2 separate regions of the Homo sapiens genome follow, and region 1 is linked to region 2. A link is a loop called in an ENCODE intact Hi-C map of the cell type or tissue named here. Cell type or tissue: endothelial cell of umbilical vein. All regions are shown on one strand.

Region 1 (8,000 bases), 340 kb before region 2:
TGATATCACATAGACCTTGATTCAAATTTTACCTCCAATGTTTAGAAACTGTGTGGTCTCCCTTACAAGTTGCTTCCTATCTCTGAAACTCATCTCTTCATTGTAAAATGATGATAATAATACTTGACTCGTTTTTTTTTTTTTACTTTTGAAAATCAGCTAAAACAATGGCCATGAACAAAAAATCCACCAAAGAGCCAAGAACGCAGTAGGTGTTTATTGAACCATGAACTACTTCTCTTTCTCTCTACTTTTCTTTCATCTTCTTTCTTGCCTACCATGATCATCTCACACCCTATGCTTTGTACTTAAGCTCAAAAGATTAAAACAAAAAAAAAGGAACTTGATATATTTCATTAGCCATTTGGAGTGCTCAAATTTATTCTCCTACAATGTTAGTTTACAGACATCTGTTTTATATTAGAGAAAGGGGAGCTCTCCCCAGATTCATATATACCACACATTTCTCCTAGGACTCATCAGCTAGGACCACATGAGGTCACATTAATAAGAACAGCTCAAATTCCACTAGTTTCGCTAGCCTTTTCTACTTGTTGGTAAAGGACTTTCAGGTCCCCTGCCAGACCACCCACCTGCATTTCTGGGGCCCTCTAAAGGGTGCCTCAAATGTACTTGCAAGCAGTTTCACCCTGGAGGCACCCAGCAGCCCTGCTCAGTTTGATCCTCTTATTGCTCTTCTGTAAGCTCTGCCCCCTGACATTGCTCTGCATCTGCTTTCCTGATTTTGGGCCCGCCTGCTCCTTGCTCCCCCAATGGCCATTTCAGTCTTTCCTGTTTCTCTGCTCAGCACTGTTGGCAGCTGGATTGATTCACCATCAAGGAAGACCTGAGGTGGCATCATAACCAACCTGCCTGCGGTTTGTGTCAGGGGAGTGGGAAGAGGTAGGAAATGAGACAGCTGGATTCTCTTCCCCTTTGTCTTATGTTCTGGTAGGGTAATTGGAACAGATGGATTACACAATTTACTAAACATAATTATTTTGATTAGCAATTACAGCTCTATCTCCCTCTCTTGGGCTTATACATGTGTCCAGGAGGCTGGGGCAGGAGCAGCTCTGAGGTTTACTATGATGTACTGAGGCTCCCCACCCGACTCTGATAACAGCCTTTGTAATTGGACCAGCAGGTGAACACAGTCTAAGTCCAAGATGAGTTTCTACTATGTCCAATTCTCTTTGTCACCCCAGGCATTACCAGCACATGCCATTCTAGTGAGACAGGGCTTACAGTGAGCAACGAGAGGCATAGGATATAGTGGTATGGACTGGGGAGACCATCGCATAACTCGAGTAGATTTGAGCCACCAAAAACATGTATGAAAAGTGACAGAAAATGTGCTGTTGTCTTTAAATGGTAAAGCCTTCAGTTCCAATATAATTTTCATAAGTTTGTTCTTCATAATTCAGTTAAAGGGCAAAAGCAACTTATTTTTTGCTGCGTTGTGCATTTTAATGAAATGCCCTAGAAGCGTTAGCATCTCCTTGTCTTTCCTTCCCCTGGAAAGAGCAATATATAATGAACATGCTGACATTGAAATGAGTAATTAATATGCAGCTTGTTTAGTCAGTATGAATCAGCGTTTTGATGATGTCTTGTGAGGATAGGATTATAATTGGCAGAATTTCTGCCTTACGGGTGATAATTCTGGATTCTAGAAGGAACAAATGCATTAAATGGTACTGTTAATTTATCTTATAGTAAAGCATACAGCTTACAAGGGAGAAGTAAAACTTAGACAAATGAATAAAAATGAATTTAAAATATGCTAGCTTTGAAATATTGAGGTCATTGAAAATTTATGGCAACTCTTGAATTATCCAGGACAACATTTTAAAAAACGAATTTAAGAATTATCTTCTGTGATGTGTTATCCATAAGGATAATGGATTCTTCAAGATTTACCTGCTCTCTTCTCATTGACTTCTTAGTAATTATGATTCAAAGTGCTGGTTGACTTTTCCAGTTACCTGATATGCTAGGACTACTGCAGTATTCTTAGAGAAAACTCCCTGAACCAAGCCTACTTTGGAATTCGTGTTTCTTCTGTGAATGTAGATTGTTCTCACCCATGCCAAATGAGTTCAGCCTCCAAGCTGTGGCATGATCCTTCAGCCTAACATGCCTTCCACTCACTTATCTACCACATTATTTACCTCTGTTTCCAAACTCTGCTCTAGCTTCTCCAAAGCTGTTTCCTAATTAATCCTAGATGAGCCTAATCTTTAGTGGAAGGATTTTAGCAAGTATGTTTTTTTGAAATGCAACTCTTTTGAAATGCTCTGGGTAAAGGGTTTCATGAATAAAGAATTTAGGAAAATGTTGCCTTTATTGTAGGCCTAGAGCACATTCCATAGAACAATGGTTCATAGGCAGGGAAACGTGTGATCAAATAAGTTAATCAAGATAAGCTTCTTATAGCAGAACTTTTAATACATGTCCTAGAAATCATGTACTCTAGAGGTGATAACTTGATATTAAGATTACATTTGCTTATGTGATTTTCAGATTATTTACTAATTTCTTCTCCATTTTATTTATTTATTTAGTCTTGCTCTGTCACCCAGACTGGAGGGCAGTAGTGCAATCTCAGCTCACTGCAACCTCCACTTCCCAGGCTCCAGCAATCCTCCCACCTCAGTCTCCTGAGTAGCTGGCATTACAGGCACACGCCACCATACTCAGCTACTTAAACATTTTTGTTTTTTGTTTTTTTTTGTAAAGATGAGGTCGTACTATGTTGCCAAGCTGGTCTTGAACTCCTGGGCTCAAGTGATCTTTCTGCCTCAGCTTCCCAAAGGTGTTGGGATTATAGGCATGAGCCACCGTGCCCAGCATTCTCCTCCATTTTATGTAAAGTGCTTCAGTCTTATTGTCTCATCTATCCAAGCACACATATGTAACTCTGCTCAAAGTAGACTTCTAATTCACATTGACTGAATGTAAAAACGGAAGATTAATTGTGATAGACCTGGAAGTTACTATCCTATCTTGATTTGCAAAGATTCCTCGTATTTTTATAAATATTGCCTAGCAACTTTGTCTTATACTGGCCCTGTCCATCACTTCTTCTAATTCTCTAGTCATCACCTTACTTAAAAATGCTGCTAAACACATTCAACTTCAAAGCTATATCATGGGCCTTTGATTTTAGTTCCTATTGCTGAAGTCTGGCCTTTCCCGGGTGTGCAAGTCACAGCTGGTAATGATGGGGACCAGATGATGCCCTAGCAGCACATTAAAGGTTTTTACCAGGATGTGGTTTGATGGTTTTGCTTGGGTATTTTGTTGTTGTTATTCTTTCCTTTGGAATGTGAGTTGTGGCCAAGAATTAATTCCCTGATTGCATTTTTGCTCTCCTTACACATTTGGAGAGTTGGAAAGTATACAGAAACATAAGGAACATCCTTGTAAACCACTTCTCAAGCTAACTAATAGGCTCTTATAGGGTGACTTTTAACTGTGACCTTTTGTTTATTCAATAAATATGCTTCTATTATGTCCAAAATGCCACACTGTGCCACACTGACATCTTGGCCTTATGATTTTTACCAAAGCATCATTATTCTAGACTTTTAGAACCACTTAAATGCCTGTAGACATAATTCATTGAATATCACAAAAAAGATGTTCACCTTTACAGTGTGTGTTCACATCATAATGTGATGGGGCGTGCATGCTCTTATGATGGTTGAGATGCACTGTAAACAATATATAGGGTATTACTATTTAAAATGTTTACTGTATTTTTTTCATAACATTGTCATGTGTCCATTGTAGAGAATTAGAACAATATAAAAAAGGACAAGAAAGAAATTAAAAATCATCTATAATCTTACCACCTTAAGGTAACCATGTATATCTCACTCTTTATTTTATGGTTGGGGAAAAACATAGGATTAGTTAAATTGATACTCCAACCATTAGTGTCAGCATCATAACTAGACAATCTGCCTGTTAGTACCATTCACCAGACTCAGAACCTAGTGATGATTTTATATTGAGCAATTCTAAATGTTAGAGCTATCCAATCCAAGATGATTTTTTCCTAAATTTATACTCTCTTTCTCTTTATTATCTTAATCCATTTCGCTGCTATCACAAAATACCTGAGACTAGGGCATTTACAAAGAATGGAAATTTATTTTCAACAGTTTTGGAGGTTGGGAAGTCCAAGATAAAGATGCTGTCAGGTTTGGTGTCTGGCAAGGACCCCATTCCCTGCTTCCAAGACGGTGCCTTATTGCTGCATCCACTGGAGGTGATAAAGGTTGTGCCCTCATATGATGAAAGGACAAATGGCAAAAGGGCCTAAGCTGGTTCTTCCCAGCCCTTTTAAAAAGCGCTAATTCAATTATGAGGGCAGAGTCCTCCCAACTTAATCACTTCCCAAAAGGTGCCACCACTTAATACCACCACAGTGGGAACTGAGTTTCAACACGAATTTTGAAGGGAACCCATTCAAACCACAGCAGTTATTTTACCAGGCTGAGGACTTAGAACTATTTATCTGTCCCAAATGTACATCTCTAACCCTGGCCACTCCTTAAAATCTTAACTCCTATCGTCAACTGTCATATGGACAAATCCATTTAGATGTCTAAGAGGCATCTCAAACTTAACAAGGCCAAAGCTGAAACCCTGATGTTCCTCTCTCTAGACAATTTTTTTTCCAGGCGGTTTTTCACATCTTAATAAGGAGCATAACATCCACCCAGGTGCTCAGGTCAAAATCTTCACCTCATTTAGCGTTTATGAATCTGGAGAAAGACCTGGGGTAATGCCAGATTTCTCTGGGCAAAGCCATTATTCAAGAATGTAATTTATAGAGGTCAGTTCTTCCCCTGCTAGAAGCAAATGGAATCCTGTCAACCCCCATGCCGGGGGTAGGCATGACTTTGGCAGAACAAATGTTTTTCATATTGAAAAAAAATACCCTTATGGATGACCCAGTCATATGTAGCAGACTTCAACAACTGCTGTTTTTGGCAGCAAAAATCAACCCCAAGGGCTGAAATTTTCAAGCAGTGGCCTTCTGAGTAGCTGCCAATAAAGAGTATTCAGCAGGTTGACTGAAAAACAGAATTTCCAGCGAGCCAAGAAACTAGGAGAACCTGGGTCAGAAGAGATCACAACCCAGAACAGGAGGTTGTCTTTTAGGGGTGATATGTTAATCTACTTCCTCTCTTCTCCCACAGGGAACCTGATGGAATAAACTGCTGTGAGAGGGAGTATTGAAAGTAAGTGAAAAAAAGAAGGGATGGTGGAAAATTCTTCATGGATTCATTGTTATTGGGGAGGGGCACTTTGTATTTATGCAGATAGCCCCACATGTTGTAGGACATTTAACATCTCTGGTTGGGAATGCCAGAAGAGCCCACCAGTCACTGTGATAACCACAAAAGAGTTTAAGGAAAGGATGTGTGTGTGTGTGTGTGTGTGTGTGTAATAGAGAGGAGAAAGCTCTTTTACCTCCTGGGGTGGTTAGAGTTAGGGAGACATGGTGACACACTGGATCAAGGGCAGCCCATTTCAGGATCCTCGAGGATTCCTCAGACAGGGCAGAACGCCTATTGCCAGGGTCCTGCGGGAGAATTCTTCCATCCTGAACTGAACTGACAAGGAATTCTGGGAATTGTTTTGCCATATGCATCCAAATTCCTGTTGGAGTAGGATTCTATTACACACCCTTAAATAACCAGAGTGTATGACACACTGGAGCATCTGTGATGTCATTTTCTCTGTGATACATTCTAGGGGCCTGAGTAATACTAATTAAAAAACATATGTTCCGTCTCCCTGCCGCTTGGGGCCAGGACTAGCTCTGGTGATCATCACATGCATATAGGAAGAAGGGTACAAAAAATAATCTCAGATGATTTAGACTCATCTGCCATGAATATCAATTTCATAAATTTTATAAGTACGCTAACATACAGCATGCCCTTGGGCTATTTATTTCACTTCTCTTAACCTCAGTTTTCCTATCTGTAAAAGGATAATGATACTTACTTTACAATGTTATAAGAAAGAATGGATAAAATAATTATGTGAAGTATCTGATCCACATTTCATGGCTAAATGCTTGTTAATTCCCCATCTAGCCAGACAGCCTAGATAATTAATTACCTGAAGTAAGGAAAATACTTTTGACTAAATTACGTTATATAGTTTTATAAAAGTCTGTCTTTTTAAGGTACTTTCCAACCTTCCTCTTGTCCATCTCATGCTTCTGCACAGCCAGCACTAGACAACTTACAAGAATGCATCTACACATTACCCTGAAGTTTAAACTGAAATATTAAACCTATGAGGATGTCAGCAGGAAAATGGGTTCTGTAATTTTTCTAGAGCCAAAGAGAGGGTATGATATACCATTCAATCTGGGCATCGAGTGACAGTTGTCTCGTAACAAATTGGTGGAAACAAGAAGGGAAAAATAATCAGCTTGGAACTGATGTATGCTGCAGGCAGCACCGGCATTTATACTACTCATGGCATGACTAAGCATTTGTTTGCTGTCATGTAACATAACCTTGAAGCCAAATACTTTTAAATATCTGCAAAAAACTCAAATAATTGGAGAGATTCCTTAAGAGGCATTCAGAAGTTACAGAAGTCAGGGATGTCAGTAACGATATAAACATTAAGATGATAAAAACGAAGCTGGGATATGTGTAGTCAGACATCAAAATGGAACAGGCTGTTAATGGTGCTTCCTTTTGCTGTTGTTCATTCTTTAAGACATCCTTTCTTATTCAGACAGCTTCATCTTTTTTCCCCAACCTCCATCTTTTCTGTTTCTTTCAAATTTCTCTGTAATACAGTCCTTATACTTTCCCCTCCCCAAAATGTCCCTTGAACACCATGAATATTCCAGTTGTCTTTTATCACAGGATGGATACATAAAGCTGTCTTTATGTGTTTATATACAGCATGAACCTAAGCAAAACAATTACAAGAATTGCTGAAGCAAAAAAAAAAAAATGTGTTAAAGTCCCAATGTTCTCGTTTACTAATTAACCCAGATAAAGGCATACTTTCCAAAACTGCTTTCATTTCACGTAAGAGTGCCAAAATTAATGAACTATTCAAGCTCAGCTGGAGTCTCAAAAATATGGTACCTAGTTCTTACAGGAAATACTTTTATTTTTTCAATAAAAATGGAAAAACTGGGAAATGAGCCAGTGGCTTCTCCTTCTCTTCCAATATCTTCTGTCTTGACCCTGAGGTTAAATATACTCATCACAGACACGGGCACAGACATATGTGACCTCACAGGGGCTGAAAAAGAAATCAGAAACAGCAAGAGAGGCAAAAATAAAAAAAAAAAAGAAATAAACAGCGGGTCATTTCTGACACGTGTGTCATATTTGAGCAAAGTAATAATAGCTTAGCATTAATTGGGTGCTTACTGTTTATGTGTGTGCCCCCCATGATACGTGCTTTACAGGCGTTATTTATCTGTTCCTCACACAGCTCTAAATGGTAGCTAATGACGACCACAGCAATCATTCAAGTAACATTTATTATGTGTTAAGTACAGTTCTAAGCACTTTGTAAACGTTAACCCATTTAATCTTTGTAAAAATTGTGTGAGATAAGTACTACCAGTATTCCTATTTCACATGGGAGAAAATTGAAGCACAGAGAATTTTAGTAATTTGCTCAACATCACAGTTAATAAGTTAGAGGACCTATGATTTCAACCCCGGGGCTGGTACCAAATAGTAGTAACCACCACTAAAGCTATAGGCTACTTCTCCTGGGTTGAAGGATGCTTGGCATTTTATGTGCACAGTGTTTGCAGACTTTATACCCAAAGTTTTTGTCTTCTGAGTAGCCAACATTAGGACTGCTGAAGACAGAAGGGAGACCAAGGTGATCCCAACTAGGGAGGGAGTAGGGGTTAGAGTGTGGAGATGGGCGAGAATGTGCCCTGTGAAGGCACAGAACAGGGAAGATGAGAGAAAACCAGGAAA
Region 2 (8,000 bases):
CTCACTATGGAACATTAAAAGAAATTTGGTCAATTTAAAGTCCTGGACAGATGATTATTATTATTTTAAATGCATTAAAATTGAAGAAAAGGAAGTCAAATTGTCCCTCTTTGCAGATGACATGATTTTATATCTACTAATCCTAAAAAATGTTAAAACTAATAATTTCAGTAACACGGCAGGATACAAAATCTACATACAAAAATCAGTAGTGTTTCTATACACCAATAATGACCTGGCTATAAAAGAAATCAAGATGGCAATTCAATTTATAAAATCAGTAGCTAAAAAATAAAATAAAATAAAATGCCTAGGAATAAATTTAACCAAGCAGGTTAAAGACATCTATAAGAAAAATGAAAAAACATGGATGAAAGAAATTAAAGAGGATATAATGGAAAAACATCCTATACTTATGGATCAGAAGAATTTATATCATTAAAATGACCATACTTCCCAAAGCAATCTACAAATTCAATGCAATCCTTATCAAAATATGTCATTTTTCACAGAAAAAAAAATCCTAAAATTTATATATAACCAAAACAGAAACCAAATAACAAAAGCAATCAAACACAAAACAAAACTTGAGTCATCACACTGTCTGACTTCAAAATATATTTTAAGTCTCAAGTAACCAAAACAGCATAATATTGGTATAAAAACAGACACAGAGATCAATGAAACAGAATAAAGAGTCCAGAAATAAATCTAAATCCATGTATTTACAGTCAAATGATTTTCAATAAAGGAGCATACCTTGAGGAAAGGACATCCTCTTCATTAAATGGTTTTGGGAAAATTGGACATTCATATGCAGAAAAAAAAGTTGGACCCCTGTCTTTCACCATACATAAAGATCAACTCAATTTGGATTAAAGGCTTAAATATAAAACCAATATATAAAACCATTAGAAGAAAACATAAGGGAAACATTTCAGGACATTGGTCTAGGCAAAGATTTTATGACTAAGACCTTAAAAGCACAGGCAACAAAAATAAGGAAAAGACAAATGGGGCTGTAATAAATTAAAAATCTTCTGCATAGCAAAGAAAAAAATCAACAGAGTGAAGAGACAACCTACAGAATAGTAGAAAATACCTATAAACTCTTTGTACAACAAGGGACTAATATCCAGAATATACAAGTAACTCAAACAATTCAACAGAAAAAAAAAATCCCATTAAAAGTGGGTAAAGCCTGTAATCCCAGCACTTTGGGAGGCCGAGGAGGGTGGATCACTTGAGGTCAGGAGTTCGAGACCAAACTGACCAACATGGCAAAACCCCATCTCTACTAAAAACGCAAAAATTAGCTGGGGATAGTGGCAAGTGCCTGTAATCCTAGCTACTCAGGAGGCTGGGACATGAGAATAGCTTGAACCCAGGAGGCGGAGGTTGCAGTGAGCCGAGATCGCACCATTGCACTCCAGCCTGGGTGACAGAGTGAGACTCTGTCTCAAAAAAAAAAAAAAGAAAGAAAGAAAGTGGGTAAAGGACATGAATAGACATTTCTCAAAAGAAGACATACAAATGGCCAACAGATATAGGAAAAAATGCTTCACATCACTAATCATCAGAGAAATGCAAATCAAAACCACAATGAGATATTATCTTAGTCCTGTGAGAGGCTATTATTAAAAAGACAAAATAAATAACAGATCCTGGTGAGGATGTGGAGAAAGGGGAACTCTTGTACATTGTCAGTGGAAATGTAAATTAGTACAGCTACTATGGAAAACAGTATGGAGATTTTTTTAAAAACTAAAAATAGAACTAACATATGACTCAGCAATTCCACTACTGGGTATTTATCCAAAGGAAAAGAAATCAGTATATCAAAGGAGTAACTGCACTCACATGTTTATCACAGCACTATTCACAATAGCCCAGATATGGAATCAATATAAATATCTATCAATAGATGAATGGATAAAGAAAATAAGGTATATATACACAATAGAAGACTATTTGGTCACAACAAAAAAAAAAAATTATATTATTTGCATCAACGTGGATGGAACTGGAGGTCATTATGTTAAGTGAAATAAGCCCTGGACAGAAAAACAAACATCACATGTTCTCACATATGAGGGAGATAAAAACATTAATTTCATGGAGGTAGAGAATAGAATGATAGATACCAGAGGCTGGAAGGGTATGTGTGGGCAAGGGCAGAGGAAGGCAGGGAGGAATAAAAAAGAGGTTGGTTAATAGGTACAAACATAGAGTTAGAAGGAATAAATTCTAATGTTCAAAAGCAGAGCTGGTTGACTATAGTTAACAATATATTGCATATTTCAAAATAGCTAGAAGAAAGGACTGAAATGACCCCAGAACAAAGAAATGGTAAATACTCAAGGTGATGGACATCCCAAACACTCTGACTTAATCTTTATACAGTCTCTGTGTGGAACAAAATATCATGTATGTATCCATATGTATCCCATTAACATGTACAAATATTTGTTTCAATAAAAAATGCTACTAGAAAAAATGTTTTTATTGTATTTCTGAGTATTTTTACCAAGAAACTTGCTGTTGCATATATGTTCATTTAGAACCTGTTCAAACTTACAGGAAATTGCATAAATTGTGTTGTCATCGATAGAATATTTTTTATTGATCTGCTGCCCCATAGATTTTTGAGCTCCCACTTAGTGCCACTGGAGGCACACCTTAAGGACCAAGGTATCCCATTAGCTGAGAAGGTAATGGCTATGTTAAGACATTCAAGCAATGGATGGGAATGGGAAGTAAGTTGTTCAGAGATACTTTTTTTTTTAAGCATATGCTTTTTGTTTATGCTTTGTTGACCTTGATGTATGGAAGGGCTTGACATATCCAAAAACTGGAGGTAGGATATTATGACAGACTCAAAAAGCTAAATAGAGCTTATTAGGCAGTGAAGCTGGAGAGACAGATAAGTTTAGATCTATATCTTTGTGGAGACTTGATTCTTCATGTTGATTCTTTCAGACATCTACTCAACTCCAGTCTGATTTGGCTTTACAGTAGAGGTCAACTATTTCCATAATAATTCTGTTTAACAAACCAATCCAAAACTCAGTGGCTTAAAACACAATTATTTATTCTCTCTCACACATCTGCAAGTTGACTGGAAACGAACTGCTCTGGACTGGTTTAGGCTCTAAGCTTCAAGTTAGGGTGAGGTTTGTTCCATGAGTTTTTCTTCTTCCCTGGACCAGTCAGCTACCTCGATAGTTCCTCTCATGGCCAGGGCAAAGTGTAAGTGGGTAAATCCAATTACCTAAGCACATTTCAAGCCTCTGCATGAATAATGTCTGCTAATGTCTCCTTGCTTGGCCAAAGCAAGTCACATGGTGTGCTCTGAGTCAAGAGTCAGGGAAGTATACTCTATCTATAGTAGGAGGAAATACAAGGTTATATGAGTTAAATGGTTAAAGGTACGGATGTAGAGTGAGGTAAGACATTTGGGCTAAAAATGCAATTTACCATACTTTAAGGTGAGGTTTTGGTGATTCATTATTTTACACTGTCCGGGTCACCCAGTATCACCCATATTGTCTTCCTGTTAAGGGGACAACTTGGCCTTTGTTGACACTGACATTTCATCTGGTCCTTTTCCTCTTACCCTGCATGAGTTATTCCCCAAAAGAAAGAATAAGAACAGTAATCACTATTCATTTACTTAGGGAAAACATCTGGAGGATTGTTTTTGTTTTTCTTCAGTTTTCATCTGGATGTCTGGCATTGTGTCAAGGTTTTACTCTGAGAAGCTTTAAAAAGCGAGTCCAGTTAGTGTGTTACTTCCTCTCCACTTTGTAATAATACACTAGAGTCTTGCTCAAATGCCACCCCTGGGATGCATGCTAGGAACCATGTTATAGAGGAAAGAGCAGGATAAATTCCTTCTGATGTTCATTCACAACAGTAAATTCCCTCGTAAACCTAAACCAATGGCCCACTTTAGAAATCATCCTGGGCCTTACTTTGTCACATTACAATGAGATTCTAATGTGCAGGAGACCCTGGGTATCCTTGGATTTAACTGTCACAGTTTCTTCTACTTGCTAATTACCCATGGGAACACAGTGGGTGATCACTTGTCATTTTTGTTGCAATACATATTTGAGTGCCCTTTGTTCACATCTTGGTGCCACAGTTTTGTTCTCTAATTGTTGTTTCTTTATCTTTTCTTAGGGAAAATTAACTTTACTAACAGTATTTCAAATTTGGAAAATTTCCAGATATCTTAGGATATAACTCTTTTGATTCCTGGAAGTCTTTCTTGATCTTTTTTTTTTTCAGAAAAAAAAGATGATTATAAATTCAAGTTTGATACTTCAAATAAAATAAAGCAAAAAAAAAAAAAAACTTCAGGGCAGCTTTGATATATATTTAGTGAATAATAGATATGCATATGCTATCTTTGCTCCTGAACTGGTTTTTCTGCATGAACAAAGCACATATAAAATTAATATGTTAAAGATATGGCCTGTGGTATAATCAGGTATAGGGAGAACTGCAGCAGAAGGAGCAATGTATGAGAAACTAAGACCTGACAGGAAAGAGGCAGGCATTGAAAAAACAACAACAAAAACGGGGGGACAGATCAAGTTAAACAAAGGGAAAGTAAAATTAGGAGATCATAGAAATATCCTACACGTGACCATGAAGGTAAGCAATTAGCAAAACCATCAAGAAGTTTCAGGATGCCATATCAGAACTCAGGACCCAAGAATCTAGATTTAGTCATTTCAGGTCCATGTCCGTGGGTCACCTTCCACTACATTTTATGCCACTAAAAGGAAGGACCCATATTCTGCTGTATTTTTTTTTTATATCTCTGCTTTCTAGCACACTATTTGACTCGAAATTGGTACTTTATACATGCCTGGTGAATGAGTAAATGTGCATAAATGAACATACGAAAATCTGTCAATGAATAACAAGACCCAGCCTTTCAGGATGGTGTTAAAAGCAGAAGTCTCTTATCTGCTGGGCAGTTTGGAGAAGGCCATGGAGACCAAGGCAGACTGACCTTCAGTGGAGAGTGATAGTAGACATGGGATCAAGAGAAGTGGCCGGGCACGGTGGCTCACGCCTGTAATCTGAGCACTTTGAGAGGCCGAAGTGGGAGAATCACGAGGTCAGGAAATTGAGACCATCCTGGCCAACATGGTGAAACTCCGTCTCTACTAAAAACCCAAAAATTAGCTGGGCGTGGTGGCGTGTGCCTGTAATCCAGCTACTAAGGAGGCTGAGGCAGGAGAATCGCTTGAACCTGGGAGGCAGAGTTTGCAGTGAGCCAAGATCGCGCCACTGCACTCCAGCCTGAGTGACAGAGCAAGACTCCGTCTCAAAAAAAAAAAAAAAAAAAAAAAAAAAAAGAGAAGTACTAGAGTCCAGGCATTAAAAACGATCTGCTTGCAGGTCTGAGGAACAAGGTAAGAATGTAGCATGGCAAGAGATGTCACGTTAGAGTGGGGTTGTAAGGTGGCAGCAGGGCAAGGAGGACTTCCTACTGCATGCCCTAAGAATTGAATTAAAGTTTCTTAACATCCCCAGCCAAGTACACTTACTACCCCACAGCCAGAGGTAAGGGTCAAGTGACCTGCAATGATGGAAAGAAAGGTATATTTGGTTAGGAGACTTGTGAGATCACATAACTATATATTCTTTTTCGAAATATCAATAAATGTTGAAGAAAGTGTAATTTTCTTAGTCAATTTGAATAATGCTTAAAACCCTAATCAACACATGCTGTCTGATTTTGTTATGTGGTTGAAATGAGAGCAGTTCATCAAATAAGAATAAATAAAATATTCTGAATCCTTACTTAAAAGCCTCAAAGGACACTGTAGAAAATCTACTTCATGCTGTATTTTTACAATCCTCTTTTTCTACAAAAATAAAACTCTTTTTCCACTTTTTCCATAAAAAAGTGAATAAAGTATAAAATTTTTAAAGTTGAGAAAAGGACAACTAAATAAATGTAAGAAAAAAGGAAGAAAGAAAAATAAAATAGTAGAAATAAGTAAATTAGAAAACAGGAAGCAAAAGATAAAACTATTAATTGAGTCCATGATTTGGTTTCTGGAGAGAAAAAAAGAGAGAAACATCATGAGAGCAAAAACAAGAGGAACAGAGAGAAAGAGATAGAGGAATAGTGAGCAAAATGTGGGGGGAAGAGAGAGAGAGAGCAAACCATTAGCTAAACTAATAAAAAATAAACAAAGGTATGGTGTATAAAGAGAGAAAAAAACATGAATGTACAAAATTATCTATTAGAATAGAGAAAATAGGCACAGATACAAAGAAATTTTACTTTGCTCCATTCTGTAGAAAAAAAATTTGAAAGCTAGGTTCAAAGGAACAAATTGCCAAAATATATCCTGGTAAAAATATGAAGTTAAAATGAAAAAGTTGTCAGGAGAACATCAAAAACAAAAGTACTTGGTTCAGACATTTTTTACAGTTGAATCTATAAAATCTGTAAGAAATAAGAAATCTAATCTTATCTGAAAATGTTTCAGCCTGGGCGCGGTGGCTCACGCCCATAATCCCAGCACTTTGGGAGGCCAAGGCGGTTGGATCACCTGAGGTCAGGAGTTTGAGACCAGCCTGGCTGACATGGTGAAACCCTGTCTCTACTAAAAATAAAAAAAAAAATAGCCAGACATGGTGGTGCACACCTGTTGTCCCAGCTACTTGGGAGGCTGAGACAGGAGAATCACTTGAACCCAGAAGGTGGAGGTTGCAGTGAGCTAAAATCATGCCATTGGCTCCAGCCTGGGTGACAGAGCCAGACTCCATCTCAAATAAAATGAAAAAAAAAAAAAAGGAAAATGTTTTTGAAAATAGAGAAAAAAGGTAAAGTTTATGTACTTGTTTTATGAAGCTCCTGTTACCAAAACCTGACAAAATAGCATGGTGCAATAAAATTAAATAAAAACATTATTTTATTATAGCAAAAACCAAAAGCAGCATATTGTCAAATAAACCACAGTCACATGCTATAAGATAATGTACCACAAACATATGGAGTTTATACCAGGAATGCAGGGATAGTTCAATATACGGTGCTCTAGTAACACAATGTGCATAATTAGAGATCCCAGGACAGCACTCATTTGACTATCTCCATAAATGCCAAAAGGCATTTGATAAATGTCTTTTATAACAGAAATTGATTTATAATCTCCCAATAATAACATTGAATCGACATAAGCTCAATGGTAAAATACTAAAAAAATTTTCATTAAAATGAGATATAAGCTAGATGTCTACCATCTTTATTAGTTTTAATTTTCTGTAAGCATTAGAAATACCCTTAGCCAAAACAGAATAATAAGAAGCATAATGATTAGAAGGAATGACGCTAACTTATTATTATTATTTTATTTATTTATTTTTTTTTGAGACGGAGTCTCACTCTGTAGCCCAGGCTGGAGTGCAGTGGCGCGATCTCGGCTCACTGCAAGCTCCGTCTCCTGGGTTCACGCCATTCTCCTGCCTCAGCCTCCCAAGTAGCTGGGACTACAGATGCCCACCACCATGCCTGGCTAATTTTTTTGTATTTTTAGTAGATACAGGGTTTCACCGTGTTAGCCAGGATGGTCTCAATCTCCCGACCTCATGATCCACCCCTCTTGGCCTCCCAAAGTGCTGGGATTACAGGTGTGAGCCACCACGCCTGGCCAATTTTTATTATTTGCAGATAAGTTTTGACAAATGAGGAAAAACAACTATAACACCATTATAATTAAACATTCAGTAGCTTGACTGTAGAAGATTAATATACAATTGTTTTTCTAAATGTAAATCATAATTGGTAGGAAAATATAATGGAATAAAAATTCCATCTATTAAAAAAAGGTAAAATACCTAGAAACAAATGCCCCAGATCTATTTGGAAGAAAACAAAAACAAAAACAACAACTTCACTGTTGCATCTAAAAGACTTAAGTAAATATGAAGAAGTGACTTATTCTCAGATAACAGTGATCAGCTTT

Evidence for each region. Hi-C counts contacts between places; a loop is a spot of excess contacts. Peaks named below come from ENCODE experiments on the same cell type or tissue, not always from the same donor. Only the 100,000 strongest peaks of a DNase experiment are listed, where the experiment ranks them.
Region 1: a loop joins it to region 2, with 6 times the contacts of the local background. A loop is called at or near these places in 1 of 110 quality-filtered maps.

Annotation. Positions count from the first base shown.
Region 1 is chr2:149,738,502-149,746,501 of GRCh38, forward strand. MMADHC-DT (MMADHC divergent transcript) reads left to right here. Exons shown (of 3, transcript NR_110240.1): 2 at 5,217-5,258. It overlaps LOC105373680 (a long non-coding RNA gene), which reads right to left. Exons shown (of 2, transcript XR_923464.3): 2 at 7,147-7,302. Among named protein-coding and RNA genes, the nearest start is that of LINC01931, 120 kb to the right of the region's middle. In endothelial cell of umbilical vein, no CTCF peak of the experiment used is centred here; a DNase peak (open chromatin) is centred at 3,300; H3K27ac peaks cover 1,098 bases.
Region 2 is chr2:150,078,619-150,086,618 of GRCh38, forward strand. No RefSeq gene overlaps it. Among named protein-coding and RNA genes, the nearest start is that of LINC01818, 87 kb to the right of the region's middle. RefSeq lists a silencer at 4,823-5,023. In endothelial cell of umbilical vein, no CTCF peak of the experiment used is centred here; DNase peaks (open chromatin) are centred at 1,753 and 3,703; H3K27ac peaks cover 1,248 bases.